Regions from separate parts of the Homo sapiens genome. Here region 2 is linked to region 1. A link is a loop called in an ENCODE intact Hi-C map of the cell type or tissue named here. Cell type or tissue: PC-3. All regions are shown on one strand. Each heading gives the region's core, and the rest is flanking DNA. Links, peaks and the distances in the headings are about the cores only. Region 1 overlaps FBXO38 (F-box protein 38). Region 2 holds the start of LOC107986462 (a long non-coding RNA gene).

The links. Peaks named below come from ENCODE experiments on the same cell type or tissue, not always from the same donor. Only the 100,000 strongest peaks of a DNase experiment are listed, where the experiment ranks them.
Region 2: a loop joins it to region 1, with 12 times the contacts of the local background. A loop is called at or near these places in 4 of 110 quality-filtered maps.

The regions. Positions count from the first base shown.
Region 1 is chr5:148,387,415-148,404,383 of GRCh38, reverse strand. It overlaps FBXO38 (F-box protein 38), which reads right to left. Exons shown (of 22, transcript NM_205836.3): 2 at 9,480-9,670; 3 at 5,252-5,385; 4 at 2,239-2,402; 5 at 1,871-2,036. The coding sequence starts at 9,607. Among named protein-coding and RNA genes, the nearest start is that of FBXO38, 12 kb to the right of the region's middle. In PC-3, for the core only: a CTCF peak has its summit at 5,585 (motif pointing left); no DNase peak of the experiment used is centred there; H3K27ac peaks cover 1,558 bases.
Region 2 is chr5:148,449,502-148,466,470 of GRCh38, reverse strand. It overlaps LOC107986462 (a long non-coding RNA gene), which reads right to left and starts at 13,641. Exons shown (of 4, transcript XR_001742935.2): 1 at 13,299-13,641. It also overlaps a transcript of HTR4 not described here. In PC-3, for the core only: a CTCF peak has its summit at 9,023; no DNase peak of the experiment used is centred there.

The sequences.
Region 1 (16,969 bases), core at 4,421-6,920:
AGGATACGTTTTCCCAGAAGAGGTAAAGTGAAAATGGATTACTGAAAGCAAAACTATAACGATGGAGATGGAACACACAAATTTACTATTTGACTACCAACATCCACTGCCCCCTAGTAGGAGAACTATATTTCTCAGAGCAAAGTCAGCTAGATGGGTTTAAATATGCAAATAGATATCTGGAAGATAGCCAAACACAGAACTTTAAAAGCTGTTTTCTATAAATATATGAATCTTAAGAATTTGTAAATGTGTGGGAGAAGCCAGCCAGCATGGCTCTGAGAAAAGCAGAAACCTGCCAGTCATTTATTTTAGAATTTCAAATTGGTAAAGGTAATTTGATGCATGGGATCCAGGAGTGGCTTAATACTAGGAATCATATCCACAGAGGACCATGACCAGAAGAAGGGAGGTGTAGCGTGAGGTGAAAAAATACAGGAAATATGGATGAAAGAAGATAAAAGCCAAGGAAGGGACACAAATTTATTAAAGAAATCCAAGGATCCAGGATGATGGCATTTAACAAACAGTAGTTGGCAAAACTGTTTAATGCAATTTTTAAATTTGAGACAATAGGAGCTCTGCTAGCAAGAATAACTAGAGAATGTAAAATTGCAGTACTTGAATGGTCAGTTGTTTATAAAGGCTAAATTCTACCAAATGTTCTTATTGTAACCTACAAGGATTACCCCTTAACTTGTTCCTCTCAAAATAGCAGAGTTAAATTTAGTTTGAACTATGCACACACATTGTATAGCAACAAATGGGAAGTAAAATTAAGGATGAGACAAAAGGACAAAAAGCAGAAGTGAGGTACAGATTGAGATGTAAGATGCAGAAGTCACAAAGGTTAAATTTAGCATATATTGTAATACTATGAAGATGGTAGTACTGATTGTACTGATTAGGAAACCCAAGGAAGAAGGGTGAGACAGATGCAGAGAAGACAGTATACCCCAGGCCCAAACCACTTTCTGTCTCAAACAAACTCTATAAACAAAGGACATAACTGCCCATTCTCCTGGTAATGTTTATTTTTATTAATTTACCACACCTCTGCATCACCATAATACAGTGTTAAACTGTTAAATGATTCCCATAAATTAATGCATTTTAATAAAACTTACCCTGTACTTATATTTGCAATGAACTGTGACAGGCATTGTAGAAAATATAAAGATATGGAAATAAGTCTTTGACCTTAAGGAGCTTATATTATAAATTCCAGATATTACAGAATCCTTTTACATCTAAAAATCCAATTTCAAACTAGATATCACTCCCTGATCTTATAAATGAAGGGTTGCTAGAAATCTTTACTCTTCTCCCATAATTGTGTATCTAAGTCTTATTTAAGACCTACTCCTTATCATTCCTGATGCTCTCCCTGTACCACCTGAGTTTCAGAAATTTCCACTTCTTTAGACCATCCCCAATACCTAGAATAATGCTTAAAACACATATACTCTCTCTCTCTCTGTGTATGTGTGTGTATATATACAGAATAAAGTAGTAAACAAATATTAAAGGCCAGCTATATTAACAGGGACCCCCGAATTCCTTTCAGTGGCCTAAGCCAAAGGTGACAAATTTGAGAAAATATTTACACTTTTTACTTAAGTTGAAGTTACTGGTATATAATTTCAAAGAATATTCAGATGGAGAATGTACACTTGTGAAGCAGTATTTCCCTCACACCAGTGGATCTTTAATGGGAAATCGGAATTTTTATACAGATCTTGCAAACATTTATTTTGCAATCATCAATCAACAAAGCCATCTCTAAAATTCTCATTATTCTTTTTCAGTGAATATTCACATTTTATGGCATTTCAAGGAGTTACAAGTGACCCAAGAAACATGTACTCACCAACTAAATGTAAAGTTTGAATTTTGGCTCCTATAGGAATTTTCAGTTTATTTTCAGGAGGAATTGGAAAAGCTCCATTACGATTACGAAATTTCCCCAAAATATGAACATGGGGCATATATGTCCAAATGGATTCTACCAACTCCAAATGAGAAGTTTCCACACCCTAGAAAATAATGCCAAAGCAAGCATAAGAAAAGACTTTAGTTTAGCATCCAAAGCTTTATGTACCACAAGATGCTAAGTACACAATGGAACTTAAAAGTTTGTGACAGATGAGATTTGCATGTGAGTGAACACGTCTATCATTCTTTGGTCTATTATTTCATAAACAGTTGATGCCAAAATGTTCAACCAGGTGCACTCACCACTAAGTTTGGGCATGCCTGCAAAGCTTCTAGGACTCCTGGAATGCTAAAAGCCTCATGGCCCCTTACTCTTCGCCTCTCAAGGTATCGAGGGTGAAGGCCATATAGCTGTTCAACATCTGGCATCTTCTTTAATAGTGTTAGAAAACTGGCATCTGTAAAGCCTGAGAAGTTCAGAAGTATTTAGAGCCAGGTTCATCTTTCTGTTCATTAACATTTACTAGGCACTCGTGATTTTTACCAAAAGTTAAAAAAGACTTCCTCTTCAAATTTCCGTAAAGCTAACACTAAAGCTGAATAAACATAACAGAAAATATACTCCTTTAGTAACAGAGGAAATGAGTCAGAAACTCCACTTAATCTAAGTTAATACTTTATGGAGGAGGCTTTTATTATTGACTTTTTGGTTTTTGTTGCTTTTAAGGCATAGAAATCTTCAACAAAGAACACACTTTTAACCCAGATAACTTGGACCTATTTGGTGGATGGAGTGGGACCACCCACCTGATCACCACCACCCTCCTCCTCCCCCATGGGTACTCTCGTCTGTAAAACCTTCAGGACTCTATAGAACACATAACTAAAAATATAAATAAGATATGATCCTCATCGTTAGGAAGCTCACAGTTCTGACCTAATTCCTATCTCAAATTATTCTATCCATTTTCTAATAATTACTCTGATACTCTGTCATATGTTTAACTATTACTCCCCCGCCATTTTAGACAATTAATTCTTTTGAAAAAGACAGATGCAAGTTAGCTAAGAGAACCAGAGTGATCCAATCTCAGGGTATGCTGTTGATAGGAAGCTATCTATCCAGGAGACCATAGTAGGAATCAACAAGATGGGAACAGAGAGAGGCAGGTTACTTCCACAGCAGGAGCTGTTGGTTAAGTAAGTGGGGAGACAAGTCTCATATAGATCCTATTTTAATCTGTTACAAGGGCTTTTTTATTTTTAATGAAAGTGGTCAGAAAGCCAACTGTCTGCTTATTAATGACAAAGAAAAACATTAACTGTCAAGAACAAAAAGTAGGCCCCAAATATTTAAGTCTTACATACTTTTTTGAAAGTTGTTTTATTTTTAAGTTATCTCATTTAACATGTAAAGTCCAGACATGCTAACTTTAGTGAAGAGTAAGGAGAGACCAGAGATTACTTGGTCTCTAATTATAATAACAGTTCTTATTACTTTCTTGTATAGTAACTTTTAATGACTGAACGATTCAATGTGTTAATCATTTTTTTTCATTTATTCTCACAACCAAATCAGAAAGGTTATCACCCCATATACAAGCATAAAAAATGAAGTTGAGAGAGTTTAAGAGCTTCCAAATGGCAGTGCTGGAATCTAAAACCAAGTGTAACCCCTGCAATGTTTATCCTCTTTTGTCATACATGTTGCCTCCCACGAGAGAAATGGGGAAAGTTCTATCTTCTTTACAGAGATGGAGTGAGAATCCAAAGAGATCATATACGTAAACCATAAAGTACTATTATATAAAGGATCTGAGTTAAATGCCAGATAATAGGCCAAGGTGGCATTAGTGAGCAAGGTTAGTGTGATCTTATCCTAGGCTAGAGACTGTTTGCTTCAACTCTCTTTTACATTCATTGCAAAGATGGGAAGCCTTGGGCTCACAGGTTATTTATCATAGCCTAAAAGTCAGCAACATGCAGTCAAATTCTTCTCTAATTGGTAAGTGGTAGTGATGTTAATGGTAAGACTATATCACATGGGAGTTCTGCCATCCTGTCTTTATATACTGTGTTAATCCCGTCTTCAGAATTCCAGCTGGCCTAACCTTTGCAAAAGTAAATCTAATATAAGGAATAAGACAATCATTTTCACACTGCCCTAATTTTTTTTCTTTCCTGACATACAGGATCATTCTGAAACAAGATGAGATGAGGCTTTTGCCCTTAGAATGGCTTTTATTAAATATCTGAAAGTAACCGTGGTTTGCCTCCCACAAACCTATTAATAAGCTCCAGCCTCAGGTGTTTGCAATGTTCTTTATAAGAAAGTATATATTGATAACTACTATGGCCAGCTGATAAGAGTTACCAACTGATTTGATGACTCTCTTGAAAGGATGCAGCATCCACCTGCACAATTCCAGTATTCCAGAGCTAATCTGTTCTGTTCTATAGAACAGAACAAGACAATTATCTCCTCCAGCCCTTCACTTCTATTAAGGCTTTTTTTTTTATTTTTATTTTTTGGTTCCCCTCTCAGCCTTATCCCATTTTCGAAGTCTCATAATCTGGACATCATAGAAAAAGGATGACTTTAAAAGACAGATTCATAATTGCAAAACAATAGTAACTAAATTTTACCAATTAATGGATTGGCGTTAAGTGAAAAGAAGCCTTAATTGCCTTTTATTTTAACTCTTTCAAGTATGCTTTGCTTAGCTAAAGCCATTAACTTTCTTTTCAGGTGGTCTCTTCAACTGGGAACAATTTGCTGTGGTTAGGAAGCTACTGAGTTCTTCACCTGTAAGGTCAGTCAGTGGCTTATTCGAGAATCTCCAAGACCTACTATAGGTCTTCTAAAGAAATTGGAGTTCTGTGGCCTATTCTACAAAAATGGCAAGTATTTATTTAACTAAAGGGTGCAGTTTAGTTGCAGAGGAAATCTATGATGAAAACTGTTACCATTCACCGGAAAACATGCATCAGACAGTAAAGGACACACAGTGTCTAATGTGATACACATATACTCAATTAACCAAAGGCTCATGTTCTCCAATCACAGATGTGTGGAACAGGCTGATATAGTTACTTAAGGACAGGAAATGAAAAGAGCAGACTATTAAAACAATAAAGCCTCAGGTAAAACGCATTTTACAACCTAAAACCCAACATAAATAATTTAGACAAAATCTTGCCAGCCTACAAGGTGACTTAGATTGCCTTTCTCAAGACAACAAGTAACTTTTTATGAAACCATTGTTACTACTTTCCAGTAGGACACTACTGTACTTCACAGACTAAATCCACTTACCACTTGGCATGTATTCCCACCACCGCCCTGCACAGAGATCTACAACTCTCACAACTCGCAGATATAGGGTCACTGCTTCCTTTAGCTTCCGGGAAAGACATTCCATACACATGATATCCTGCAGAGGGAGGTACCTTTGTGAGAGAAAGAAACTCGTATTTATCAAGTGGATAAGTATTACTTCTCACCAGTAAGTTATTTTTTTTTCCTTCTTCCAATCTCCTACCACTCAAATGAAATAAGATCTTAAGACAGAGATTTAAAGCTACCACACATACGGTCATACAGCTTTTTACTACAAAGGTAAGTCAGCAAATAGTTGAGTATCCAAATAAGGTATTGAGCTCCCTCCACAGGTCATTTGATAAAACCTGCCTTTCTTCTTTTGAGTTTTCATGGACAAAGAAAATCTAAAAACAAACCAGAAAAACAAAGAAAAGAAGAAAAAAAAAAAAACAGTGCTTTTCAAGATGTGATGAGAAAGGAACCTGAGAAAGATCAGAGAGAATTACTCAATTTGAACATGCACAATATTATTTCGTATCTTTTACAGAATCTACTCCTGCAGGGACATTCTGCTCCCTCTCAACTCCACCATCCTGCTCCTGCAAACTCTACTATCTTCTCCATCAACAAATATGTATACTAGTCATATAGTACACAATTTCTTTTCCCATTTTTTTTTTTTTTTTAACCTTTAAGGTCACATACACTGATAAAAGTATTGCGTAAAGTATTAAGACACCTCATGTGAATTACAACTTCCTCTTTTCCATTCTTCTTTATTATCTTTTCCTGAAACTTTCAATTAATCCTGACTTTTGTTCTGTTATATATTCTGAAAGGTCTATTTTTCTCTTAAGACCCCTCCACACATGCCTAGATTAATTAAATGTTTTGAAAAGTTAAAGCTACCTTTACCTACTGAACCTGTATTGCGTCACATTCTACTCATTGTTTCACAACAACCTTAAGAGGTAACTAGCTGGTTCCTGTTTGGCATACAACTCTCTCCCAGTCCTTTATCTCCCCCTCTCTGACCTGCTGTGTTCCCTACCCCTCTCTGGCTGTTAACTTTAGCCAATGAGATGCACCAGCTGGAGGGCTCCAGGTGGCAATGCTGCCTTTCTACTGCTGCTAATCCCCTAGACAAATTCTTCATCATCCCTTACTTGTTCCCTAAACTCCATCTACATCTCTGTAAATAGTCCCTTCATTAAATTATCTTCAAATTCCAGGTAAGTGTATTTTCTGTTATCTGCTGGCACTTCACTGACATAGTATACACTATTATTACTCCATTTTATAAGTGCTGAAATTAGCTCAGAAGAATTAAACCTGCAAAATGTCACATGGCTAGGTAAGAGGGAGAAAGGGTCAGGAATGGCAAACACAGTTTTGTCTGACACTAACTCTTAACAACACTGCTAATTCTAAAAGAAAAGTCCACATATACCTGTTGAATATTTAGCAGATCCATTTATTTTTTCTACTTCTCGTCCCTCTTCTTACCCCTTTAAAATGATTTAAATCAAATATTATACAAAATAAATCATCACTGCTAGCCATAACTTAATTTACTCTATAACTTAGATTATAAGCAGAATTTTTCAGAAACATGACAACACATTTTATAAACAATGAAAAACATTAAATTTGCTTTCTAAATAAATTTTGCCACTGTAATATTTTTCTCCTAAATATTGTTATCCAATGTATTTGCCTAGGTTAAAATTCTACTCCCTTTAAATACAAACAGACCAATAATCACAAAATCAAGATTATTTTACATCATATTTTCCCTAAGAAGTAGCATATTTTTTCTTCATAGTTATATAGTCAAAGGACTAGAGTTCAGAAGACAGATCAAATATAACACTTTAGAAAAGAGAGCATAGCAGGGACAGCAAAGATTAGGTTTCTTTTAAGGAAGGCCATAGTTTTTCTTGTTTTATGAAGACATGCTATGTAGTTACTACACCACCACAATGAATCCTCAAATCAAAATTTTAGAAGACTAAAAAATGAAACAAAATTGTTTGTTTTTAGAATAAACACATGAAGTTCAAGAACTAAGTTCATGGTTCTTTCTACGTGCTGTCAAATGCTGTTTTCTCCACTGTAACTACCATTATATATTGACTTGATTCTACCCTTTCCATTTGAATATTCTGTTTGAACTGCACAATGTTATATGATCTATTTTCAATTTAGATTATGGTCCAATGGCCAGGTGTGGTGGTGTATGCATGTAATTCCAGCACTTTGGGAGGCCAAAATGGGAGGATTGCTTGAGGCCAGAAGTTAAGACCAATCTAGCCAACAAATCAAGATCCTGCCTCTACCAAAAAATGAAAAAATTAGCCAAGCGCAGTGGTGTGCGCCCCTAAGGCAAAAGGATTGCTTAAGCCCAGGAGTTCAAGGTTGCAGTGAGCCATGGTCATACCCTGCACTCCAGCCAGAGTGAGACTCTGTCTCAAAAATATATACATATTATATATTGTCCAATTTTTTCACAATATATCCTAGCATTATCCAACTTTATCCCTAGATGCAATTTTACCTATGTGTTCTTAAAGAATTTTGAAGGATTTGTTTAATTCACTGACCCATTTTGAATTTAGCTGTAAGACATGAGATAAAAATGTGCTTTTATTTTTTTCTCCAAATGGTTTGTAGGTTGAGACATCATTGCTGAATAGTCCACCCAACTTTTCCTCACTGATGTGAATACAACCTTGTCATAAACTAGATCTCCACATGTATTTGAATGGAGCCTATGTTTGTCTCCTTTACCCAACTGTCCAGCTTTCTTTTCCAAAACATTTTAGAATGTAATTGAACATCTGGTAGTTGCAAGACTCTTTTTCTGAAAATTTTTGGCTATTCTGACAGACTTTTTTTCTGCCAGATGAACGTTAATATCATTTTGTTCTGTAAAAAAAAAATCTATCATTTTAATTTGGTCTTCTAATCCCAGACAGAACTGAACTAGCAAAAACTACAATGTGTCACAGAATAACGAACTGCAGGAAATAATGACATACACATTTATATTAGAAAAAAAAATACAGTGCTTAGGATCTCCTAAAATAACTGTTATTGCTATTTTAAAACTTCATAATCTGCAAATATTCATTTGTAGAAATTCAAAACATTCCTAAGAACTTCATATATGGAAATTTTTCATAGGTAAACTACCTAAAATAATGGAAAATCCAGATGCTTAGAGAAGTTTATTGCAACCATAATTGCAGAAAACAGAAAAACTGAAAACTATCTAGATGTCAGACAAGGGAAATGATAAGTACCATGTTATTTATACATTCCATAGAATAGTAAGCAGTAAAAAAAAAATTATGAAGACCATGTAGCAATATGAAAAAAAGCAGAATAACCATTAACATTTACCAAGCATTTATGCTTCAGTTTGCTAAGTGTTTAATGCATTATCTCACTGAATCCTAATAATATTGCTATTATGTCTATCATTAGTCTAGAGCTAGCAAATAATAGACCCAGGATTCAAACTCAGGTCTCTAATTTCAGAGACAAAGTATGTTAGAATTTGCTTATTTGAATTATATAAATAAGGACAATAATTGAAAGAAGAGAGCAGTGGAAACTAGAATGACAGCTTTCCCTTTAAAAAAAAAAAAACAGTTGTTATAATGCGGTTTGGGTAAAAATATAATTTTTTTAGAAGTCTTTTTGTGTTGTGTTCATCATAAAACAACTTTAATGTATGCACTGCATTTAGTTATGATGGGTATTATCTCAGAAAACTTAGTTACAATCACTTACATGTTATGTTTCTCACTGTGGGTTGTAGTCAGAAAAAGTCAGAAACACTGCCTTATATTGTGCAGTGTAAACACACAGTACTGTTATAATGCAGTAACAAAAGTCAACAAATCTATTAGCCAATAAAAATCCCAAGAAGCCTAGAAATGTTAACAGTCTAGAGAAAGGCTGTCCAACAGAACTATATGTGACAAAAGAAATATTTTGTCTATACTCTGTTGTCCTATACACCGTGTCCACTAGCCACATATGGCTACTAAGCACTTGAAATGTAGCCAGTGCAACTGACGAACTAAATTTTACATTTTTACTTAATTGAAATGTAAATGCTGCATGTAGCTGGTAGCTACCACATTAGACAGCACTGCCTCAGGGTTTGCTCTTATCCATTCCAGGCAGGTAAGCCAACCAAACACAATCTTACCTAAAAATATGGCAAAGTACTTCATGTGAAAGTTGATTCATATAGTCCTTTGTTTCATCTGCTGTCATTTCTTCTGGAATTTCATTATTCATGATACATGTTTTCACACTTTTCTTTCGTGGCCCCATTGTTGTGCAGTCTCCAGTATCAACGAGAAAATCTTCCCTTTTGTTTACTTGAGTTCAAAGTACCTGAAAAGCAAACAGAACGAAGTAGACTAAAAAAACACACCCCCTACTAAAACCCAGGTTAAACAATGTTTATTTTCAAACACACACAAGCAGAGGTATCATAATGGTACACATCACATTCAAATTAATAAAAATATTAATTTGTTCTGTGCAAAAAGCACAGAACATCTTTTTCTCAAGATGAGTGGATAATCAACTTCTGAAGATAATATAAATATGCATTACTTAGAAAGAGCAAAAATCCAGGAATCATGAGTATTGTGCTTTAATTTGTACTGTTGCTTCTTAGCTTATTCACTCAATTTCTCCAAGTATCAATTTCTTCATATGTAACGTGTGATCATTAAATGAGGAATCAAAACCTCTTCCAGCTCCAGGAGCTTGTGGTTCTTTCTAGGACTGACCCTAACATAGTGGAAAGGAGAAGAGATTCTTGGGTTCTAATCTTGATTCTGCCCCAAATTATTTCTATAAACTTGCATCAATCTTTAAAATTCTTCATTCTCTCACCTATAAAGTCAGAGATTAGATTAGTCATGGACCCCTTTGTGAATCTGATAAAAACTAGAGAACTCCTAAAAAATAAACACAAGCTTATATACAACTTCAGAGAAAGAATGAAACATCCCTTCTCCCTCTCTTGTGAATATTGACATGGTATTTCACTTTTGCATCACATGCATATTTTGTTTTTAAAATAAGCTTTAGAGAAGGATGAAAAGAGAAAGAAAAGAGGGGAGAGAGGAGGAATGGAGAGGGAAAGCAGGGAGAAAATGGGTTGCATGAGCACCCAGATGGTTTTCTGTTCTATTGATCAGCATGTGGAGTTAACACCTTGATTGTCAAATTGTCTAGGAATATTTTAATAATGTTGGTACAGATATAGGGAAGTTTATAGGAAATATTGGTCTCTTTTATATTAATGGCTTTGTAGATGGAGGAGGCACAGGATGACAGCTGAAAAGAGGTGCATTCAGATTCATTTAAATATGCCTTGGCACATTTATTTTGAATACCACTTATGTACTCTGGGCCCATTGTAAACAAACGGCCCAGAGTTAAGTGGAGATACACAATTAAATAACCACGCAAATGAGCTCAGAATTGCACACGGAGATAACTGCTGCAAAGACAGTAAACACAGTTGTGAAGCCTCATATAACAAAGGGGCCTGAGTCACTAATGGTTCTCCTGAGGGAAAGACAATTGAGCCCATAACTGAAGGGAGAGCAGGAATTAACACTGCAAAAAGTAGGAAAGAACTCACTAGGAGAAAGGCACCTGGTGGGCAGAGGGTACTTTAAGTATATGCAGTTCCTGAGGTTTTTTTTGCCTCAGCAGTAAATGGACACTCTACTAGGCTAAGTAAATCTTCATCATTTCTTCTGCCTGTGTGTGTGTGTTCTGGTCTCTTCTTCCCTCACTGAAAGGTTATGTGCTATTTACTTCTTGAGGCTGTCAGCATGCTTGCCTCTCATCACACACACACACACACACACACACACACACACACACACACACACACCCCTCTTCTGTTGTTTCTAACCAGTACGGCCTGAGAAACCAGAGAAATCAATGTGTGTGGACTGGTATATGGGCTATGCTACCCTGAATTTGTGACATGTGTCTTAACTTCTCAGAAGCTTACTCCTATGTTGTCTATCACATTTTGGCTAAGAGGCCTCCGGAAAAATAAAGTTCATACTCAGAACTGCCCAAGCTAAAAGAAAAGCTATAAATAAACTCACCTGCTTCTGATTAACCACTGCCCACCTTTTCTTGTTTACTGCCCTGCCTCCTCCAAATGAATCTTTCCATCTTATGATAGCTCCTGAAACCTCTAAGGTTACATTGAACATGTAGTCAACAAATCCAATAGCCTCTTTCCAGTGCTTCCCCATCTGACCCATTTGTATTATGGGACACCGCTGACCACTCCTTTGAAACCCTCTCATCCTTTGGCTCCGAAAGTGATATTCTCGATTCTTGTCGTTCCTCTATGACCACTGCTCAGTCTCCTTTGCTAATTTATCCTCGAGCCCTCTTCTCCCTGGGCAATTGTACTCATTCCCAAGGATTTAGCTATTACAAATACACACACACACACACACACACACACACACACACACACAAAGAAAAGCAAAAAAAGAAAAAATTTCCAACTCTACTTCTTACCTCTCCTGAGCTCTGAACTTTATTTCCTCTGCCTATCAGAAATTTTCACCTCAATAACTTGAACATCCTTCAAAAACACTATGTTCAAAATGAACTCCTTCATATCACGAACCCTCCCCCTCCCCAAAACAAAGATACACAGATATATACAAATAAACACACCTATTTCCCTAATGTGTTTTACTGAATTCCTGAATTGTAAACCTTGAAATCATCCTAAATATATTCTGATTTCTCATTTCCCACAGACAATTGATGGGCTATTTTTATCAATTTTATCTCAATACAGTTCTTACATCCATTCCCATTACCTTTTGGGACTCCATTAACATTCACGTGCACTACGGAAATGGCTTCCTAAATGATACCCATCACTGTATCCTCAGGGTCGAGGAAAAGCTTAGCAGACACTATGCCTGCCATAAGTAATTTATTGAATAAATGCTTACCATGCTATACTCTATACTGAAGCCAGTTATCTTTTTAAAACAGTCTCCTGATTTATAGTGTTAAGTGAAAAAAGCAAAACACAGACTACATCTAAAGTATGATTCTAACAACAACATAATTTTAAAAATTAAAAAGATTACCCCCTAAAACTTTTTTTAAAAAGTATGATAAAAAAGACAAATATACTGTGTCTGCATACAACATTTTATGAAAGAAGACAACAAAATATTAACCGGTAACCTTTGAGGAGTGATAACAGAGGTTTAGGAAAGCAGAAAAAAACTTTTACTTTTCACTTCATATTATTCTCCATCATTTGAAATTTTCAGATTGTTTTTAAGAAGTACAATATACATGGCCAAGCAAAACAAAACAATCGGCCTACAAGGAATCCTGGTTCAGAGGATAAAATATTTCCAATCTAATCTCAAAACACCAGATGTTCCAATCTTATCTTCTTCCAATCCTTACCACTTGCTCTCAGTATACTCACTCTAGCAGACCAGTATCTTCTTAGTTCCCCCAAACAACCATTGGTGTTTCATTCCTAATATGCTTTTAACTCTGACTGGAAATGTCCTTCTTTTCCCTACTTTGCCTAGAAAACTGCCTGTAAAAATCTAGCTTAAATGTAAGTCCTCTGTAAAAGCTTCCCCTACTGACTCCTTCATTTGAGCTCCCTGTGGGACTTAACATATGCTTCCACAGCAGTTTGTGTAGTGATTTATTAGTCATGTTTCTGCTAAAAAATCTTGCCTCTAGGTGACAACAAGTCCTTGCTCACAATATATCCTCAAATATCTAATGTATGAATATCCACCAGTCTTTCCATTATTCTATATACATCCAGTAGCTTCGAGGCTGCTGCTAAAAACCATTTCATGCTCTTATGAGACGTTTGCTACCACAGCATTCAATGATCTCAGCAACAAACTTATAACCTAGACAATAATGCAATCAGATTTTACTGCAGTGACACACCTAACAGCTACTCTGTAGCATGTAAAAGCCTCAACAGGACGATTAACCAGCAAAGACTAATCCACCCACAAATTACCTAGATGCTCAGACCAATCCACCAGTTGTTATACTTTAGCACATGTTCAGCTTTAAGAATCTTGACAATCCTTCATCGAGATGATGCTCGATTCTTTATTCCTTTAATAAAAAGCTTTTTTTTAATCCCTTCTTCCTCCTTTTTCTTCCTCAAATTCACACCACCTAATAACACCTTCCTCTACTGATTCCACCTTTGATTGTTCCTTAGGATTCTGCAATGTGGTGCTTTTGTGTGAATTAGATTTAGTAGCCCTAGTGCACAAACTATACGTAAATTTTTAGACTAAATACCCTGCACCTTAAATATCATTGAGTTTATAAAACTCCACTTATTGAGAGTTAACAAATATTTACTCACAGAAATGATGTTATACAATATTATACTGAGGTTAGATCTCCAGGAAGCTGACAAAAACCTTCTTAACCTACAATATCCTTTAACACTAACTAGCAAAAAGCCTAAATTTTAAATTAGCAGGACTGACAAAATTTTAGGTAAAACTATTCCTGTTTCTTACATCACGGCTAGAATTGAAGACTTGGGTCTTTTAGTTCTTACCAGGCAGGTGAATAGTGAGGCCCCTACCCTAAGCCTATCGTGGGGAAGGAACTTGTGGAGATAAACACTAGGGTAAAAGAAAACATCTCTATCTTATATATAGGAGATTGACAGGACTTATAGCCTGGAGAAATCTAGCAGCCTTCTCAAGTCCAAGTAGATGTCTCTGAAAATGTTCAGGAGATAAAAAGCTTCCTCGGTCAAAAAATATTTTATTTTCCCCCACCCTTACTCAGTCTTGATAAAGGACAACAAAGTTGCTTCAGCTAAAGTTGGCTTCATCTTCATTTAAGTGAAATACCCAGCTGGGCTATGCTGAGTATTTCATCTCAGGTACTGATGAATAGGGACCTGGTTTCCCTATATGAGAAAGAACACTTGAAATTCACACACCACAAGTCCCAAGTAAGTGGTGATGGTACCTTTTTTTTTTTTTTTCTTTAAGACAGAGTCTCGCTGTGTTGCCCAGGCTGGAGTGCAATGGCGCGATCTTGGCTCACTGCAACTTCTGCCTCCTGGGTTGAAGAAATTCTCCCACCTCAGCCTCCCGAGTAACTGGGACTACAGGCGTATGCCACCACACCCGGCTAATTTTTGTATTTTTAGTAGAGACGGCATTTCACCATGTTGGCCAGACTGCTATCGAACTCCTGACCTCAAGTGACCCACCCGTCTCAGCCTCCCAAAGTGCTGGGATTACAGGCGTGAGCCACCACGCCCGGCCGGTATCCCTTTTTAATGTGCACCCTTTCTCTTATTTGCTTTTCTTTTTAGTTGGAAGAGGAACCAAAGAAAGTGAGGAGAAAACTGCCATCACTAGCCTTGTGTTTTTTTCTCACTCCTACCTCCAAAATACCACTTGCCACTAAACACCCTGCCTTCAACTCACTTGAGAAACTCAGTAATGCAGAGAACGTACAAAGCAGTAGTAGGTTAAAAAAGAAAGAGTAAAGGAGGGGAAAGTCCAGTTATCGGCATTAGAGAAAGATGACTTGGAGGAAGTCTTGCTGAGAAGTCATGGAGCATGAGGGACAGGTGAATACAGGTATACCTTAATTGTGATTCACTTTACTGTGCTTCAAAGATAATGTGTCTTTCACAAATTGAAGGTCTGTGGCAACACTGCGTCAGGCAAGTTTATTGGTGCCCTTTTTCCAGCAGCACATGCTCACTTCATGTCTGTGTGTCACATTTTGGTAATTCTCACAATATTTCATATCCTTTCATTATTATTATATGTGTTACGGTGATCTATGATCAGTGATTTTTGATGTTACTACTTTAATTGTTTTGGAGGTACCACAAACCATGCTGTATAAGATGGCAAACTTGATTGATAAATATGGTGTCGTTCTAACTGCTCCACTGGCTAGCTGTTCTTCCTATCTCTGTCCCTCTCCTTAGGCCTCCCTATTTCCTGAGACACAATGATATTTAAATTAGACCAATTAAGAACTCTACAACGGCCTCTAAGTGTTCAAGTGAAAGGAAGAGTTGAGCATCTCTCACTTTAAATCAAAACCAAGAAATGACTAACCTTAGTGAGGAAGTCATGTTGAAAGCCAAGACAGACCAGAAGCTAGGCTTCTTGTGCCAAACATTAGCTAAGTTGTGAACACAAATAAAAAGTTCTTGAGAAAATTGTTACTCCAGTGAATAAACAAATGATAAGAAAGCAAGACAGCCTATTGCTGATATACACAAAGTCTGAGTTTTATGGACAGAAGTTCAAACCAGCCACATTCCCTAAGCCAAAGACTAATCCAGAGCAAGGCCCTAAGTCTCTGCAATTCTATGAAGGCCGAGAGAGGTGAGGAAGTTTTAGAAGAAAAGTTGAAAGCTAGCAGAGGGTGGTTCATGAGTTTATGGAAAGACGTTGTCTCCATAGCGGAAAAGCACAAGGTGAAGCAGCAAATGTTGATGGAGAAGCTGCAACAAGTTATCCAAAAGATCTAACTTAGATAACGGCTGAAAGTAGCTACACTACACAACAGATTTTCAGTACGTACAGCCTTCCATTGGAATAATATTCCATATCAGATTTTCACTGCTAGGGAGAAGTAAATGCCTAGCTTCAAAGGGCAGGCTGATTATCTTGTTAGAGAATGCAGCTGGTGACATGAAGTTGCAGCCAATGCTCACTAACCATTCTGAAAATCCTAGGGCCCTTCAGAATGATGCTAAATCTACTCTGCCTGTGCTCTATAAAAGGAACAACAAAGCCTGAAAGACAGCACATCTGTTTACAGTATAGTATACTAAATAAGACTTCTACTAAGATCTACTGCTCAGAAAAGTTTCCTTTTAAAATATTACTGTTCATTGACAATGGACCTAGTCATTCAAGAGGTCCATTAGATACACAAGGAGATTAATATTGTTTCCATGCCTGCTAACACAATATCCATTCTGCAGCTAATAGATCAACTAGATCAAGAACTTTCAACTTTCAAGTCATATTATTTAAGAAACAAATTTCCTGGCTGGACCCGGTGGCTCACACCTGTAATCCCAGCACTTTGGGAGGCCGAGGCAGGCAGATCACAAGGTCAGGAGCTCGAGACCAGTCTGGCCAACATAGTGAAACCCCATCTCTACTGAAAATACAAAAATTAGCTGGGTGTGGTGGCATGTGCCTGTAATCCCAGCCACCTGGGAGGCTGAGGCAGGAGAATTGCTTGAACCAGGGTGTCAGAGGTTGCAGTGAGCCAAGATCGTACGACTGCACTCGAGCCTGGTAACAGAGCTAGACTCCATCTCAAAAAAAAAAAAAAAAAAAAGAAATAAATTCCCTAAGGCTATAGCTGCCATAGACTGTGATTCCTCTGATGGATATGGGCAAACTAAATTCAAAACCTTCTGGAAAGGATACACATTCTAGAAGCTGTTAAGAACGTCTGTGATTCATGGGAGGAGGTCAAAATATCAACATTAACAAGAGTTTGGAATCCAGTCCTCATGGATGACTCTGAGGGATTCAAGACTTCTGTGGTTATAGGAGGAGCAGGATTGAAATAATAAACAACAAAAGACATCAGTGGAGGAAGTCGCTGCAG
Region 2 (16,969 bases), core at 7,869-10,368, 59 kb before region 1:
TCTGAAAACGTGCTATTTCAATTCACTTGCAGTTGCATTTAACAAGCCACAGCGGTTTGTATTGTTAAATGAATTGCAGAAGCAGAAAGTGCTGTTTGTTTAAAAGAAGGAAAGGGAGTATCACATTGAGACGGTCAGAGATGACTATATGGAGGAAGTGGCCATATATATTCAACTATATTTTCAAAGATCCTTCAACATAGACATATCATGGAGATTAGCTACAGGAGGGAAGAAGAGGCTGAGTTTCCTTACTTGGTAAATTAAGGTAGTAATGTGTCCTGTGAACATCCCAAGTTGTTGCAAGACTCAGATGAAACACTAACTTAAGTGTGCTTTTTAGACGTACACTGTGGCATAACCATGTTGTGCAATAATTATGCTCCCCTCCTTATCCTCCTCTAAAAGCACTTTAAGAATATTGGCAAGCTTATTTAGGCTGAGATCATGTGTCTACTAATCTCTATGTTTTTTTTTTCTTTTTTCTTTCCCAAATTCTGCTTGGCTCTCCCTCATCTGTGGCTGTTTTCTGTTTCAACTAAAAGTGGCTGTTCCCCTGTCTCCAGCTTCCTCCTGCTCTTCTGCAATAGACCAGTTCCTGTCTAACTCTGAAAGTGCTCTGTAAGTCTGTCACTGTCTGTTGTGAGTCTGTCTGTGTCTGCCTATTTATTTCTTTATACAAAATATCCTTAAGTGTCTGTTTATACTTCTGTCCTCACAGGACAAAGTTAAGGGTGCACAATTGTTGGCACAGAACTGCAGAGCCCATATTAATATAGTTTCAGTGGTTTATTTAATTTTCTATTTTTAAATGTTTTAATGATGGGTTTGGCTTCTTCCCTGTTCTGGGAGCACGGCCTTCACAAGCCCTGTGGGAGATGAGCACTGCGATGGAGCTGAAATCACCCAGTATAACTGTGATTCTTAGAAGTCCTCTCATCTGGATTACCCCCAGTGCTCCAATTCATTTCTTTATCTCCTTGGCTGTAAGTGGTGGACTCCTTCATACTTCTTAAACAATTGATCGTGACTAAATAAGGTACTTTTTAAAAAAGTTTTCTAAAGAGACTACTTTTTAGAGCAGTTTTAGGTTCACAGCATAACTGAGGGGAAGGTACAGAGATCTCCTATATGCCTCCTTACCCCAGGCACAGCCTCCCCCATTGTCAATATCCTCTTCCAGAGTGGTAAATTAGTTACAACTGATGAACCTATATTGACACATTATTATCACCCTGAGTCCATAGTTTACATTAGAGTTCATTCTTAGTACTGTACATTCTGTGGGCTTGGACAAACACATAATGACATGTATCTGCCATTGTGGTATTTTACAGAATAATTTTATTGCCCTAAAAATCCTCTGTGCTCTGCGTGTTTATCTCTTCCTCCTCCTCCCCCACCCCAACCTCTGGCAACAATTGATCTTTTTATTTTCTCCATAGTTTTACCTTTTCCAGAATGTCATATTTTTGAAATAATACAGTGCATAAACTTTTCAGATTGGCTTCTTTCACTTAGTATATGCATTTAAGATTCCTCCATGTCTGTTCATGGTTTGATAGCTCATTTCGATTTGGCACAGTATAATATTCCGTTGTCAGAAGCACTACAATTTATCCATTCACCTACTAAAAATTTCTCGGTTGCTTTCCAGTTTTAGCAATTACAAATAAAGCTCCTGTATACATGTGTGCAGGTTTTTGCATCAACATTTTCAACTCCTTGGTGTAAATACCAAGAAGCTCAATTGCTGGATTGTATGATAACAATATGTTTAGTTTTGTAAAAAGACAGACAAACTGTGTTCCAAAGTGGCTAAACCATTTTGCATTCCAACCAATTTTGTATGAATTACTGTTGCTCCTCATTCTTGCTAGCATTTGATGCTATCAGTATGATGAATTTTGATTATTTTTATAGGTTTGTAGTGGTGTCTCATCTCCATCTGCAATTCCCTGATGATATATGTGCAGCATCTTTTCATTTGCTTATTTGCCATCTAAATATCTTCTTTGATGAGATGTCTGTTAAGGTCTTTGGCCCATTTTTAAAATTAGGTTGTTCATTTTGTCATTATTGAAATTTAAGAGTTCTTTGTATATTTTGGATAATAGTATGCCTTTGGTATCAGGTATGTCTTTTGCAAATATTTTTTCCCAGTCTATGTCTTGCTTTATCATTCTCTTAACCTCAAAGAGCAAAATTTTTAATTTTAATAAAGTCTACCTCATCAATTATTTCTTTCATGAATTGTACGTTTGGTGTTATATCTGAAAAGTTGTCACCAAACCAACAGTTGTCTAGATTTTTTCCTAAGCTATCTTCTAGAATTGTCATGGTTTTTATTTTATATTTAGCTCTATGATGCATTTTGAGTTAATTTTTCTGCAAGATATAAGGTCTGTGTCTAGATTCTTTTTTTTTTTTTTTTTTGCATGTCAATGTCCAGTTGTTCTACCACTATGTGTTGACAAGACTATCTTTTCTTCCTTGTATTGCCTGTGCTTCTTTGTCAAAGATAAGTTGACTATATCTACCTTGGTCTGCTTCTGGGCTCTCTATACTGTTTCACTGATCTCTTTGTCTATTCTTTGGCCAAACTATACTGCTTCATTTACTGCAGTTTTATATTAAGTCTTGAAGTTGGGTAGTATCAGTCCTCTGACTTTATTCTCCTCCTTCAATATTGTGTTGGCTGTTCTGGGTCTTTGTCTCTTCATATAAACTTTAGAATTAGTTATTCTTTGTTAAAAAACAAACAAAAAAAAAAAACCTCACTGAGATTTTGATTGGAAATGCATTAGATCTATAAATCAATTATAAGCCTTGACATCTTGACAATATTTAGCCTTTCTATCCATGAGCATGGAATATATCTCCATTTATGTTCGTATTTGATATTTTTCATCAGAGTTTTGTACTTTTCTTCATATAAATCTTGTACATATTTTACAATTTTACAACATTCCAGTACAAACTTGAAAAGCAGGCCAGGTGTGGTGGCTCATGCCTGTAATCCCATCACCTTGGGAGGTCGAGCTGGGTGGATCACGAGGTCAGGAGATGGAGACCATCCTGGCCAACGTGGTGAAACCCCATCTCTACTAAAAATACAAAAAAAAACAAAAATAGCTGGGCATGGTGGTGCATGCCTGTAGTCCCATCTACTTGGGAGGCTGAGGCAAGAGAATTGCTTGAACCCGGGAGATGGAAGTTGCAGTGAGCCAAGATTGTACCACTGCACTCTAACCTGGACAACAGAGTGAGACTCCGTCTCAAAAAAAAAAAAAAAAAAAAAAAAAGAAAAAAAAAGAAATGAAAAGCAAAGCAAAGCAAAAGCAGTGGTGACAGCGGACATCCTTGACTTCTTTCTGATCTTAGGGGAAATAATTGAGTTTCTCACCATTAAGCCTGGTTTTAGCTGTGGGTTTTGTGTAGATTTTCGATATCAAATTAATAAAGTTCTCCTCTAGTCTTAGTTTACCGAGAGCTTTTTAAATCATGAATTGAGGTTACACTTTGTCAAATGTTTTTTATGCATTTATTAATATAATCATGTGATTTTTCTTTTTTAGCCTATTGATATGATGGATTACTTAATTGATTTTCAAAAGTTGTATTTGCCCTACATACCTGAGATAAATTCCACTTAGTTGGGTGGGCAATTCTGTGTATACATTGTTAGACTTGATTTGCTAATATCTTGTTGATGATTTTTGCATCTATGTTCACAAGAGGTATTGATTTATAGGGTTTTTTGTTTTTTTGTAATGTCTTTGGTTTTGGTACAGGATAATGCTCATAGAATGAGTCAGAAAGTATTCTCTCTGCTTGTATCTTCTAAAACAGATTTAGAGAATTGGTATAATTTCTTCCTTCTATGTTTGGCAGAATTCACCAGTGAACCCATCTCAGCCTGGTACTTTCTGTTTTGAAAGGTTATTAATTTTTATTCAATTTCTTTAATATATATATAAGCTTATTCATATTGTCTATTTCTTCTTGTGTATTAGCAGAATGTGTCTTTCAAGGAATTGGTCAATTTCATCAAGGTTATCAAATTTGTGGGCATATTTTGTAGTACTTGATTATTCTTGACTATCCCTTTAATGCCCATGGTGTCTATAGTGATGTCGCTTCTTTCATTTCTTATGTTAATAATTTTTGTTCTTTCTCTCTCTCTTCATTTCTGTTTAGACTGGCTAGAGATGTATCAATTTTATTGTTTTCAAAGAACTAGCTTTTTGTTTTATTGATTTTCTCTATGAATTTCTTATTTTCAATTTCACTGAATTCTCCCTTAATTTTTATTATTTCATTCTACTTACTTTGAATTTAGTTTCCTCTTCTTTTTCTAACTTCCTAAATTAGAAACTTAAATCACTGATTTTAGATCTTTCTTCATTTAGTCCAAAATATTTTATAACTTATTTTGAGATTTCTTTTTTGATCCATATGTTATTTAGAAGTGTGTTGCTGAATCTCCAAGTATTTCAGAATTTTCCACCTATCTTTCTGTTATAGATTTCTACTTTAATTCCACTGTGGCCTGAGAGCAGACATTGTGTAATTTCTATTCTTTTACATTTGTTAAGGTAAGTTTTATGTAGAATGTGTAATATATTGGTAAATGTTCCATATGAACTTAAGAAGAATGTCTATCCTGGCATCGTTAGGTAAAGTAGTCTATTGATATAAATTTTACTGATTCATAGTACTGTTGAGTTCAATTATGCCCTTAACTAATTTTCTGCCTTCTGTATCTGTTCATTTATGATAGAGAAGTGTTGAAGTCTGCAGCTATAATCGTGAATTTATCTATTTCTCCTTGCACTTCTTAGTTTTTGCCTCCTGTATTTTGGTGTTCTGTTCTTATGTGTATGCAGTGTTAAGGATTATTATGTCTTCTTGGAGAACTGACACCTTTATTATTACGTAATGCACCTCTTTATCTCTGATAACTTTTCTTGCTCTGAAGTGTGTTCTGTTTAAAATTAATATAACTGCTCTCATTTTCTTTTGATTAATATTACCTTGGTATATATTTCTCCATCCATTTACTCTTAATCTATATGTCTTTAAATTTAAAGTGGGTTTCTTGTAGACAACATATAGTTTGGTCTTACTTCTGATCGATTTTGACAATCTCTGTCCTTTAATTGGTGTATTTAGGCCAATTATCATTCAAAGTGATTCTTAAAAAAGCTAAATTAATTTTTTGTCTTCTATTTGTTGCCCTCGTTCTTTGTTCTTATTTTTGCCTTCTACCCTTTTTCTACCTTTTGTGGTTTTAAATAAGCATTTTATATTATTCTATTTTCTATCTTTTCTATCATATCAGTTTAACTTCTATTTTTACTTTTTTTAGTGGTTGCCCTAGAGTTGGGAAAACATATTTAATAACTAATCCAAGTCCACTTTCAAATGATACTATACAACTTTTTGGTAGTACAAATACCTTATAATGACAAAATAATCATAATTCCTCTTCTCATCCCTTATTTCATTGCTGTCATTCATTTCATTTACACATAAACATATGTACAGATAGTCACCAACTTATGATGGTCCAACTTAACAATTTTTCAACTTTATGATGGATTTATCAGGATGTAACTCCATTGAGGAGCATAAAAGCATGCATAATTAATACATTATTGCTATTATTATTTTGAACAATCTGTTATCTACCTGAGCAATTAAGAATAAGAAAAATAAAAGCTATTATTTTACTTCACTTATTCCTTCTCTGATGCTCTTCCTTTTTCTATGTAAAACTGAGAATCTGGCCTATTTATTTTCCTTCCATCTAAATAATGTCTGTGAAGATTTTTTCCTTTTGCAAGGCAGGTATACTGGCAACAAATTCCCTCAATTTCTTTTTGTCCCAGAAAGTTCTTATTTCTCCTTTACTTTTGGAGGATAATTTCACAGGGTTGGAATTCCAGGTTGCCATTTTTTTTTCCTCTCAACACTTTAAACATTTCACTCTACTCTTTTCTTTCTTGCACGGTTTCTGAGAAGTTGGATGTAATTTTTATCTTTGCTCCTCTATAAGTATTTTTCCACTCTGGCTTTTTGTCAGAATTTTTTATCTTTGATTTTCTTTAGTTGGAAAATGAAATGCCTGGTTGTAATTTTGTTGGCATTTATCCTGCTTGGTATTCTCTGAGCTTCCTGGATCTATAGTTTGGCATCTGACATTCATTTGCAGGGAAATTCTCCATGATTATTTATTCTCCATGAAATATTTCTTCTGTTTCTTTCTATTTTCTTTTTCTTGTATACTTGTGGTGCACTTTTTTTTTTAGTTGTCCCATAGTTCTTGGAAACTGTGCTCTGTATTTTTTTTCTGTCTTTTTTTTATTTTCAATTTTGGAGGTTTCTATTGAGATATCCTAAAGCTCACAGATTCTTTTCTCAACCATGTCTAGTCTACTAATAAGTCCATCAAAGGCAGTCTTCATTTTTGCAGCAGTGTTTTTGACCTTTAACATTTCTACTTGGTTCTTTCTCAGAATTTCCATCTCATTGCTTACGTTACTCATCTGTTCTTGCATGTCATCTACTTTTTCCATTAGACCCTTAGCATATTAATCACAGTTGTTTTAAGTTCCCAGTCTGATAATTCCAATGTCCCTTCCATATCTGATTCTGGTTCTGATGCTTAAGCTGGCCTCTCCAACTGTGTGGTTTTTTTTGTTTGTTTGTTTTGGTTTGGTTTTGTTTTTTGCCATTTACTATGCCTTGTAATTTTTTCTTGATAGCTACACATGATGTCTTTGGTAAAGACACTTTAGTAAACAGGCACACTATTTACCCATATGGTGTTAAGGTATGCGGGGAGGGGAATGGTTTGTAGTCCTGTGATTAGTTCTCTGTCTTCTAGAGATCCTGTGCTTCTGGGCTGTGAGTGAACTTCACACGTGCTTCTTAGTTTGTCACCCCCTTTGGTTCTTGGGTGGCTTAAGGGGGCTGGAGTTGGATATTTCCCTTCCCCCAAGGTCAGCTGGGCTAGATAAAATTCTCATAGGTTAGGCTTGCTACATATTTCTCCTGAAGGCAGACCTCATTAAGAACAGAATGCTCTGGAATATTTCAAAATAATTACTTCCCTCCTCCCTGTCAGAAGCATGAGGGGATTCTTCTCAGATATTTACAGTGAAATCTGGTTGAGTTCCTGAAGGTGAAACTCACAAAATTGAGAGGTCCCCTATTATTGCCCTCCCCCCTCGAGTTCTTATCTCTCATATACTTGTCCACTCAGAGTCTCTAACAGTCTATCAATTACAGTCATGCCAACTCCATGCCCATGCCTGGAATGTCCTCACTGCCCCTACAGTCAATGCATCAGCAGATCCTGTCAGCTCTACCTTGAAGCTATATCCTGAATCCAACTACATCTCAATACCTCCACTGATACCAACATACAGGACTTCTAAGCTCCAGAAATGCGAGATAATAAATTTGTGTTACCTGAAGCTACTAAGTTTGTGGTAATTTGTTGCAGTAGCAACAGGAAGCTAATACACCTCCTAATTTACCCCTGGGTTTTCACTCCAACCTCACTCTAGTCCATTCAACACACCACAGCCAGAATGTTCATTAAAAACATAAAATCTTCAGGAACCTCCCCTGCTCATGAACTTGGCTGCCATCCTATTGCTTTTAGGACGAGGACAACAGTCCTTAGTGTGGTGGGTCCCTGCTGACTTTGTGCCCTCATCTTAGGCTGATGCCTACTTTGTTCCCCTCTCACCACATGGGCCTGCCCCCAGGACTGTGGGCCTTTGCTCTTGCTGGTCCTTTTGCCTGCATCCTCCCCACCCTGGCTTGGTGAGCCCCTACTCAATTTTCAGTTCTCATCTCCTGTCGCTTCCTCAGTGACAGAACCCTGACACACTAACCGAGATCTCATCCCCCCTCTGACATGCTCTCATAGCATCACCAAATACCTCTCACTCCTGACACTACTTGTAGCTATAATCTTATAGCTGGCTGTGGTCTCTCACACTACACTGCTAGCTCCATGAGGACAGGGACTGTGTCTCCACTCTGATATGTCCAAGGCATGGCACTGTGCCTGGACTGTTGTAAGCAATCAAAAAAAAAAATTTTAGTAAATAAGTGGCTGGATGAATAAATGTCTAGGATTTGTGTTCATGGAAAAAATACCAACTGTAAAATCTTTGTTTCCAGCTAACAGAGCTCTGGCTTTTGTGAAACTGCCTTAGGGTTGAATCTCTTTAAACCAAGGCACTTTATATTTTAATGATATATTAAATAGATATTAAAATATAATATATTTTAATGATATATTAAATAGATATTAAAATATATTATATTTTAAGATCTATTTAATAGATATTAAAATATAATATATTTTAAGATCTATTAAATAGATCTTAAAATATAATATATTTTAATATATATTAAATATATCTTAATTTAATATTTAATATATCTTAAGATATATTAAATATATCATTAAAATATATTATATTTTAATATATATTTAATATATCTTAAAATATAATATATTTTAATGATATATTAAATATATATTAAAATATAATATATTTTAATATTTTAATGATATATCAAAATATATGATATTTTAATGATATAACAAAATATATATTTTAATGATATATCAAAATATATGATATTTTAATGATATGTCAAAATATATTTTAATGATATACCAAAATATATTTTAATGATATACCAAAATATATTTTAATGATATATCAAAATATATTTTAATGATATATCAAAATATATTTTAATGATATATTAAAATATATTTTAATGATATATTAAATATATATTAATATATAATATATTTTGATGATTAAAACATCTAGCAAACCTCCCTCCTCACCCAGTCTTTGTGAACACTGCCTTGCAGGAGAAGGCTGGGGTGATGTATAATAAAGTCTAATCATTTCCTGATAATACCAGCCTGGGCAGGCAGAGGGGGCTATTATTACGCTACTAATTACCACATCCAGGCTGCTCTAAGTGCGATGCTAATTGCTCAGTGAATGAATTGTAGACTCAGGTAATTACCAAATCTAATGTGGCTCCCGTCATGTTTGAGTAAATTAATGCAAATGGGGGAAGCAACCCAGCTTGAAGGGAGTTGTCGCTTGCATTGCTGTTGCTTGAGAAACAGCAGTGTTTTTTAATTAGATGTGAAACTGCCCAGGTATACCCACTCATCTAGAGTTGTCTTACCACCAAAGCAGCTGTGAGAAGGCAAGTAAGATCTCGCACCAAATGGAACAGGGAGACTTTTGCCACTCTGACAGATGATTGTCTCTTTCCAGAGCTGTTAATTTGTAAAGCCATTTACAGATAATGCCAGGCTAGGCAGGCAGAGGGGGGCTATTATTGTACTACTAGTTCCCAAATCCAAGCTGCTCTAAGTGACCTTAATTGATCACAGGGTTAAGGTTTCCTTAGCTCTGTGATCAATTAACAAGTGAATAAACGTTTGTTCAGTTACTGAGGAAAGGATTTCTGCACTGAATTGGGAATTTTGTACTGAGTTCAAGTTCTACCTCAATCATCAGATAAGAGCAATACTTTTTGGCTGGCACTATTCCAATAAACATTATATGTGCATTATCTCATTTAATGTCTACAACAAGCCAGAACATTTGTGATAATTCACAGAATTAGTAAATGGCAGAGCCAGGATTTGAACCAAGGCATTCTGCCTCAAGAACCTGTATTCTTAATGATTCCGGATTTATTTATTTCTTTGAGCCTAGGAAACTCACATTTTCTGAATCTCGTCTTACTTACCAGTGAAGATTACTGCATCCATTGTGTGCCCAGCCCTTCTGTTAAGGCATTTGTAGATGTTCACTTTCACAACAAAGGTGTCAAGGAGGTGGGAGTAACTTATTTGACCATGCCTCATAACTAGTAGATGGTAATTTGGGATTTGAATGCTATTCGGTTTGCCTGCAGTACCCTGTGCTTTCTTTTCTCTCAATATTTCCCAAATTGAGGATGTTTAGATCCCCATGAATGGGCCTACAGACTGCTGGAGGTTTGCACCCTCCAGTTAGAGACAGTGCATAAAGTTAGCCAGCAACAGCGGTGTGTACATGAACGCAACTGTGAGCTCTGAATTCACAAGGCAATGTAAGTTTATAAGGTGGCCAACCAGATGACCCCAGATCTGCTCCTATTATTTATTTATTACCAAAGTGAAAATACCAACTTAAAAATATATGCTTGAATCATGCAGACTTGGGAATACTCAAACCCAGGGTATGTCTTTATAAGCCAGACTCCAGTTGGGATGTGCTGTCCTCTGCTAGACTCCTGCCAAGGAAAGCTTGGACTAGTTCCTCCTTCCTGTGTCTATCAGTCACCATACCATGGTGAGAGGAACCACTCAAATGTTGTACAGTTGAGCCTTGAACAACGTGGGTTTGAACCGTCTGGGTCCACTTACGCATGGATTTTCTTCAGCCTCTGCCACCCCTGAGACAGGAAGACCAACCCCCCTCTTCATCCTCCTCCTCCTCAGCCTCCTCAGTGTGAAGATGCTGAGGATGACGACTTTTATGATGGTCCACTTCCACATTACAAATAGTAAATATATGCTCTCTTATTTATGATTTTCTTAATAACATTTTCTGTAGCTTACTTTATTATAAGTACAAAATATGCATTAACTGACTATGTTATCAGTAAGGCTTTCAGTCAACAGTAAACTACCAGTATTTAAGTTTTGGGGGAATCAAAACTTATATGCAGATTTTTCAACTGCACAGGGGATCAGCAACCCTAACTCCTACACTGTTCAACGATCAACTGTAACTGGAAAACGTGCCCATCTGCTTACTCTCATATCCACAGAGAGCTGTTGCCTTTCAACTGCCCTCTGGAGAAAGGGAAACTCCATTTGGAATATCCACTCCATTCCCACACTTCTTTTCTAGTTATTCCTGACAAGTGACTCATTAGCACATGAGAAACAGATGCTTATGAGGAGAGACGTGTGAAAAGCAGGCTGCTGTAGAGGTTGCCTGCATTCCACGGCAGTACATCTTTTTACGTGGTCACAGATGTCTGGTTGCCTTCTCAACTAGGATACCTTTTTCATGCGAACTCAGTGTAGGAGAAGGTGTCATTGCTTGCCAGTGAAAGTGATCTATTAGCCATAGAACAGGGCAAAGGTTCAGGAGTGTGTTCTGAGGTTAAGGGTACGGGCACCATGCATGTTGTAACCTTAGATAAACTGCGTAACTGCTCTGAGCCTCAGTTTTCTAATCTGTAAGAACAGTCTAAGTAGAGCACCTGCCACTTAGTGAGTATAAAAAGTAAATTGTATACATGAAATAAGGTATGTAACTTCCAAAAATGGTACCTGGCACACATCCTAATGTCTTAATAAATTGAGCTGTGTATGATTTCTTAGTATTGTCATTCAGTTTTCTCCTGCACAAACATCCACTTCAGGGATATCCCTGCACCTCAGATACTAAAGCGTAGCCCCATTTCCTAGGGCTGTTTGGTCCTGAGCCCTTGTTTGAAGACTCATACATAAGTCATTAAGCAATGCTGCTCAGGGGCAAGAGCAATGGGGAAGGGGTTCCTGACCTTGGTCCTGGCCAGGCCTGCGCTCACCCGTCATGACACTCAGGAGACTCACTCAGCTGCTATGAGCCTCACTTCTCGCCTCTGTATAATACCAGTCTTATCACCTGCCTTGCCTGGCCTGCAGAGCAACTGTGATTATAAAAGGAGTCTGTTGATAGGGAAATCAATTGGTGTTGCTTTAGTACGCATATTTGCCAAAAGAGGGCTTTGTGATTCTGATAAGGGAGAAGGGAAAGGCAAAGTCAGGGAGGCTTCTATATCTTGAGGCCAGTTAAGTTTCATCCAAAAAGGAAATAAAAGAGAAAAATATTTCTAAGCCATTAAGGCTATGTGTACATCATCATCATCATTATCATTATCATCATTATCATTACATACTCTTCATTCAATGCAGAGGAGCAAAGTGAGGTATAGAGAGATTAAATAACTTGCCAAATGTCACAAAGTTGGTAAGTGGTACTTTTTAATCTCAATAAAATAGTAAAATTAAGATTAAAAAGTAAAAAAAATAATTTTAGCTTCAACATATTGAGCTTCTACTATGTGGCAGACTCTGTGTTAATGTTTTTCTTACATTATGTTATTTAATCCACAGAGCAAAGCTATGTGGTAGGTATCATTAACCTCAGTTACAGAGGTATAGAAAGTGATGCATAGAGAGATTAAATAAGTTGTCAAATGTCACAAAGCTGGCAAGTGGTAGAGCCTGAATGGGAACTAGGTTTGCTTGACTCAAGTGAGGGTCATGGTTACTATTCTGCATAACGCAGCCCTCTAGCTGACAAGACAAGGCAAAGGGAAATAACCACACATGACAGGGCCTGAGAAAAGTTGTGAAGGCTAAACCTTTTGCAGAATTAAATACATCAGACAATGGCTACTGGGAGTTATATTTCTATATCCAGAGTCTGACCATTCCTCACCACCTTTACAGCTACTTCCTGGACCAAGTCACTGTCTTCTCTCACCTGGATTATTGCTGTAAACTCCTAATTGGTCTCACTGTCCACACCTTACCTCCATCCCATATATTCACAATAGAGCATCCAGAGGGAGTCTGCTGAGAGGCCATTCAGACCATGTTGGTGCTCTGCTCAGACCCCTCACATGTAGTAAAAGCCAGAGCCTTATAGGGATTTTCAAGCCCACCCCCGCCCACTTGGCCCTGGCTGCCTTGCTGACGTCAACTCCTTTCATTCCTCCCCTTACTCTTTCTGCCTCAACCAGCTGCATCCTTGAGGTTCTTCAGATATGCCAGGCAGGATCGAACCTCAGGACCTTTGCATCTGCTGTTCCCTCTACCTAGAATGTTATTTTCCCAGATAGGCACATGCCTCAGTTTCTCACTATATCTCACAGGGCTCAGTCAGGAGACAGAAACGGCCTGAGTATTTAAACACCATTTTAACATAAAATATTGCTAACTAGGCATATAGTCGTTAACACTGAAAGAATGCTCTGCAGTATTATGGAGTTAGCAACTGCAGGGAGCAACTACTAGCTCTAGGGCTGAGAAAATAGATAAAATAATCACAAAAACTTAGACACTTAGAATAGGGACCCTACTGAGCAGAAATTTAGACCTTTGAGAAAGAGGGACTGTCCAGATGAACCTGATGTTTCTGAGGGGCTGCTGTAAGGCTGGTTCTGCAAGAGTTAGAAAGACTAACCTGGACTCAGCTGCTGCTCCGGAAAAGCACTGCCTCTGAGGGGTAAAGAAGCATTCCAGGAATGACGTATATAGGAACCACAGCAGACAGAAAGCTCACAGGAGCGAGCCCCTTTCCTTCCTCCAGCTTCCACTCCCCTGTGACACCCTGTGTTCATGGAGCTGCACAAGAAGCCAGCCAACAAAGCAGACATTTGGTTTGCAGAATGGCAAAGCCAAGTACGCAAGGCATGGTTTGGAGGCTGAGCATCTACGACTCACTAGCTGGGACTCTAGCTTCCCTAAGGTCTTGCATATCTCACTGGGACATTTCCTGGCCACCCTAGTTAATAGTGGCTGATCTGGCCCTTTCTATCTCTTTTCCCATTTTATTCTTCTTAACACTGACCTATCTGGCAAGTAGTAGCAGATGCTTTGGTTCTGTATGTCACATCCCCTTGGCTTAGCTCTCTCTCAACAACAGCTGCGGTGGACGGTTCTGTGAGAACTCGGACTCATGCCCTTCACTGAGGCCCTGTTCTTCAATCAACACCTGCTTCTAGCCAGCTAAAGGGACTAGTTATTCTAGATTAGGGTTTCTCAATCCTGGCACTGTTGACATTTTGGGCCAGATAATTCTTTGTTGTGGGAGGCTGTGCTATGTATCGTACAACACTGATCAGCATCCCCGGTCCCTACCCGCTAGGTGCCAGTAGAGCTACCTCTTCAGTGACAACCAAAAATGCTTCCAAAATGGCCCCTGGGGCACAAAATGCTCTCTGCTGAGAACCACTTTTCTAGACTTATACCTAGTCCATGGGCTTTGTGAGAACCAGTTAAACACATGGGTATTGGCATGAGCTAGAGTGGGTTTGATTGGATGTGTCTTCATGTATGACCTATATTCCCATGGGCATCACTAAACTTGACTATGCGTTATTTTGCTCACATGTAAAATGAAAATGATACTATCTAATAGGCAATTATGGGGATTAAATAAAGTAATTTATGGAGAGGGCTTAGTACAAACCAATTTGTCAATACAAATCAACAATAAATTATTGTAATTCAAAGCAAAGCATCAATGTAAGTCATGAGAAACTACCACCAAGTTGTTTTGTCAACATATGATGCCAAATAGCTGAATGGTATTTGTTTGTTTGTCTCACTGAAAGTGCTTGACACTGGCCTCAGAGAAATGAGTGGTGAACATGCTTCTAAAATCTGTAGAAATTTCATAGGAATGGCTGCCAGATGCTGGAATCTGGGTAACTGATGATGAGACTCGCCTGCAATTGAGATGCATTTAAAGGCAATTAAGATATTGAGTGCAATTGTATGATACGGCAGAAAAATAATAAACACTTGTCAAGTAGTAAATTTCACTGTGATGCTTAGTGTCAACTTGCTGTTTGATTCATCTAATTGATTTACTGTTCCAAATGGCACCAAAAGGAATGAAAGTAACAAATACAGTTACATTGTATTTCAGGCTCTGAGTGGTTTATTCATCTCAATCAGCAGTCAGAACCCAAAACTATCCCTGGTAGATAGGACATAGCATATTCAGGTACAGCTTGAGGTGGTACATAGGGTTCATTCTGATGAGTGACACAAGAACCCCAGGCTTTGTTGGCAGTAAGAAATCTGGGTTCTTGTCCCAGCTCTGCCACTTACCCCCTATGCACTCCTAGGCCTGTCGTTTCCTCCAGGACTGTTTCTCCACATTTAATATGAGTAATCTGGGTGCAGTTCATTTGGTTTTCTATCTCTATGAAGTATCACCCCATCCCCACTCCCACTTCACCATACCCTCAGAAGTATGCAAAGAAAGGAAGTCAAGAGTAGAAGGAGTGCTCTTGACTTCGGTGCAGTTGGAGCATGCCTGTTGAATTCTCATGCCTTCTTTCCTTCCTTTCTAGGTACACCGTTCTGCACAGGGGACATCATCAGGAACTCGAGAAACTGCCCATACACAATGACCCAGAATCCCTGGAATCATGCTTCTGATTGAGGACATGGCTCACAACTTAGCCATTCATTCGCATTCATGTTTGCATGAACAGGTCACCCTGGCATCACTTCTGAACCTCATCACCACCAGTGAGGCATCAGGTAGTAGGGGCTGAGAGCCCAGAGGAGGTACATGGAGGACAGTGTTGGGGGGTAGCTGAGGCCAGAGCCTTGAGGGTCTCAGAGTTGTGAAGAAACTTCAGGCATTGTCAGATTCAGCCTCCCACGCAAAGCAGGAGTAGCATCTTCTATTGCATCCCTGAAAGTTGGTCATTCTCTGCTTATACACCTCCAGGGACAGGAGCTCACTACCTCCTAATTCAGGCCCTTTTATTTTGGAGAAGCTCTCATTATAAGGAATTTCTTTCCTTTCTTGGAACACAAACCTGTTGCTGCTCCAACTTCCATGCAGTTAGGCCCCACTTTCCCGTGACAGCCCTTAAATACTGGAAGAGAGTAATCTGTCACCATGCCTTTCAGTTTTTTTTATAAACTGAAACATCTCAAGTTTCCTCTCCATTGTGGCCATCTTCTTCTGGACATGCTTTGGTGGGTGAATTAATCATGGTTCTTCTAATAAAGTTAGGTTGATATCAATGCCAATATGTCTATCTAGAAGCATTGACATAGTGACAAGTGAAGTGTCAAGATTTTTGGCTTATAGCCATGAATATTTTCCTCCTTTTCCTACTTGGGAATAGGTTTTGGAGATTCTGCCTAGGTTTTGGCTTCAGAGCCATTACTAAAAGGCATCTTTGCAGCTTGTCTGATGTGTGTGCGTGCATGCACATATGTGTGTTTAAAGTTGGCATTTTCTTATTGGCATATTTATGTTGAGGTCATTAGGAATTCATTTCATTTCTATGGCAATGGGAAAAGGATCTTACTTCTTTCCTGAGAATGTTGATTGAGAATGACCTTACAACCCAGAGTCTGGGAGGGAAACTGACTTTTCTTCACATTTATCAGCATCTTATCCTCTCGAAATACCTATGGAGATGCTTCTTTTTCTCAGTCAAAGCAATCACCATCTTCCTTCATCTTGGGGTAAATTATATACTCAGCTTGAGGGTCTGAGGGCAAATTTTTAAAACTGCCTTTCTTTCGGCTGCTGAGCTGATTTTTTAAAACCCTATTGAAAGGATTTATTACTGGTCCTCCCTTAGTGAGACAAAGGGAACAGGGCATGTGGGCGATGTTGAGGTTGATATGTAACACACTTCTGATTGAGGACGTGCCAGGAGTTTAACAGCAAGATAAAGATGTGCCAGGAGTTTAAACCTCACAAGTTTTCTTTGCCCTTCTACTTGGTCTATTGATCCTTCTTCTTCCTAACTGATATCAGATGCCACAATTGCCTCCTTAACCCTTATTTCTTCCATGAAGGTAGAACCCATTAGCCAGCCCTCTCTTTTCTTTCTGTGCCCAGGTATGGTGAGAAGGGATAGTCAGACACCACAGAGGAGACTAGGGTGATCATCCTTCTGGTTTTAACATTCAAGTCCCTTATCCCAGGAAATTCCATGGTCCCGGGCAAACTAAGGAACGTTGGTCACCACACTGATGGGACCTCTCTGTGTTGAGGATTAATACCCATCCCTCCTCAGAGTGGATTCTCTTTCTTCTCTTTTTCATGGAAAAAGCAAAGATTAGTGAATTTGGAAGTCCACAGTTCTCCTT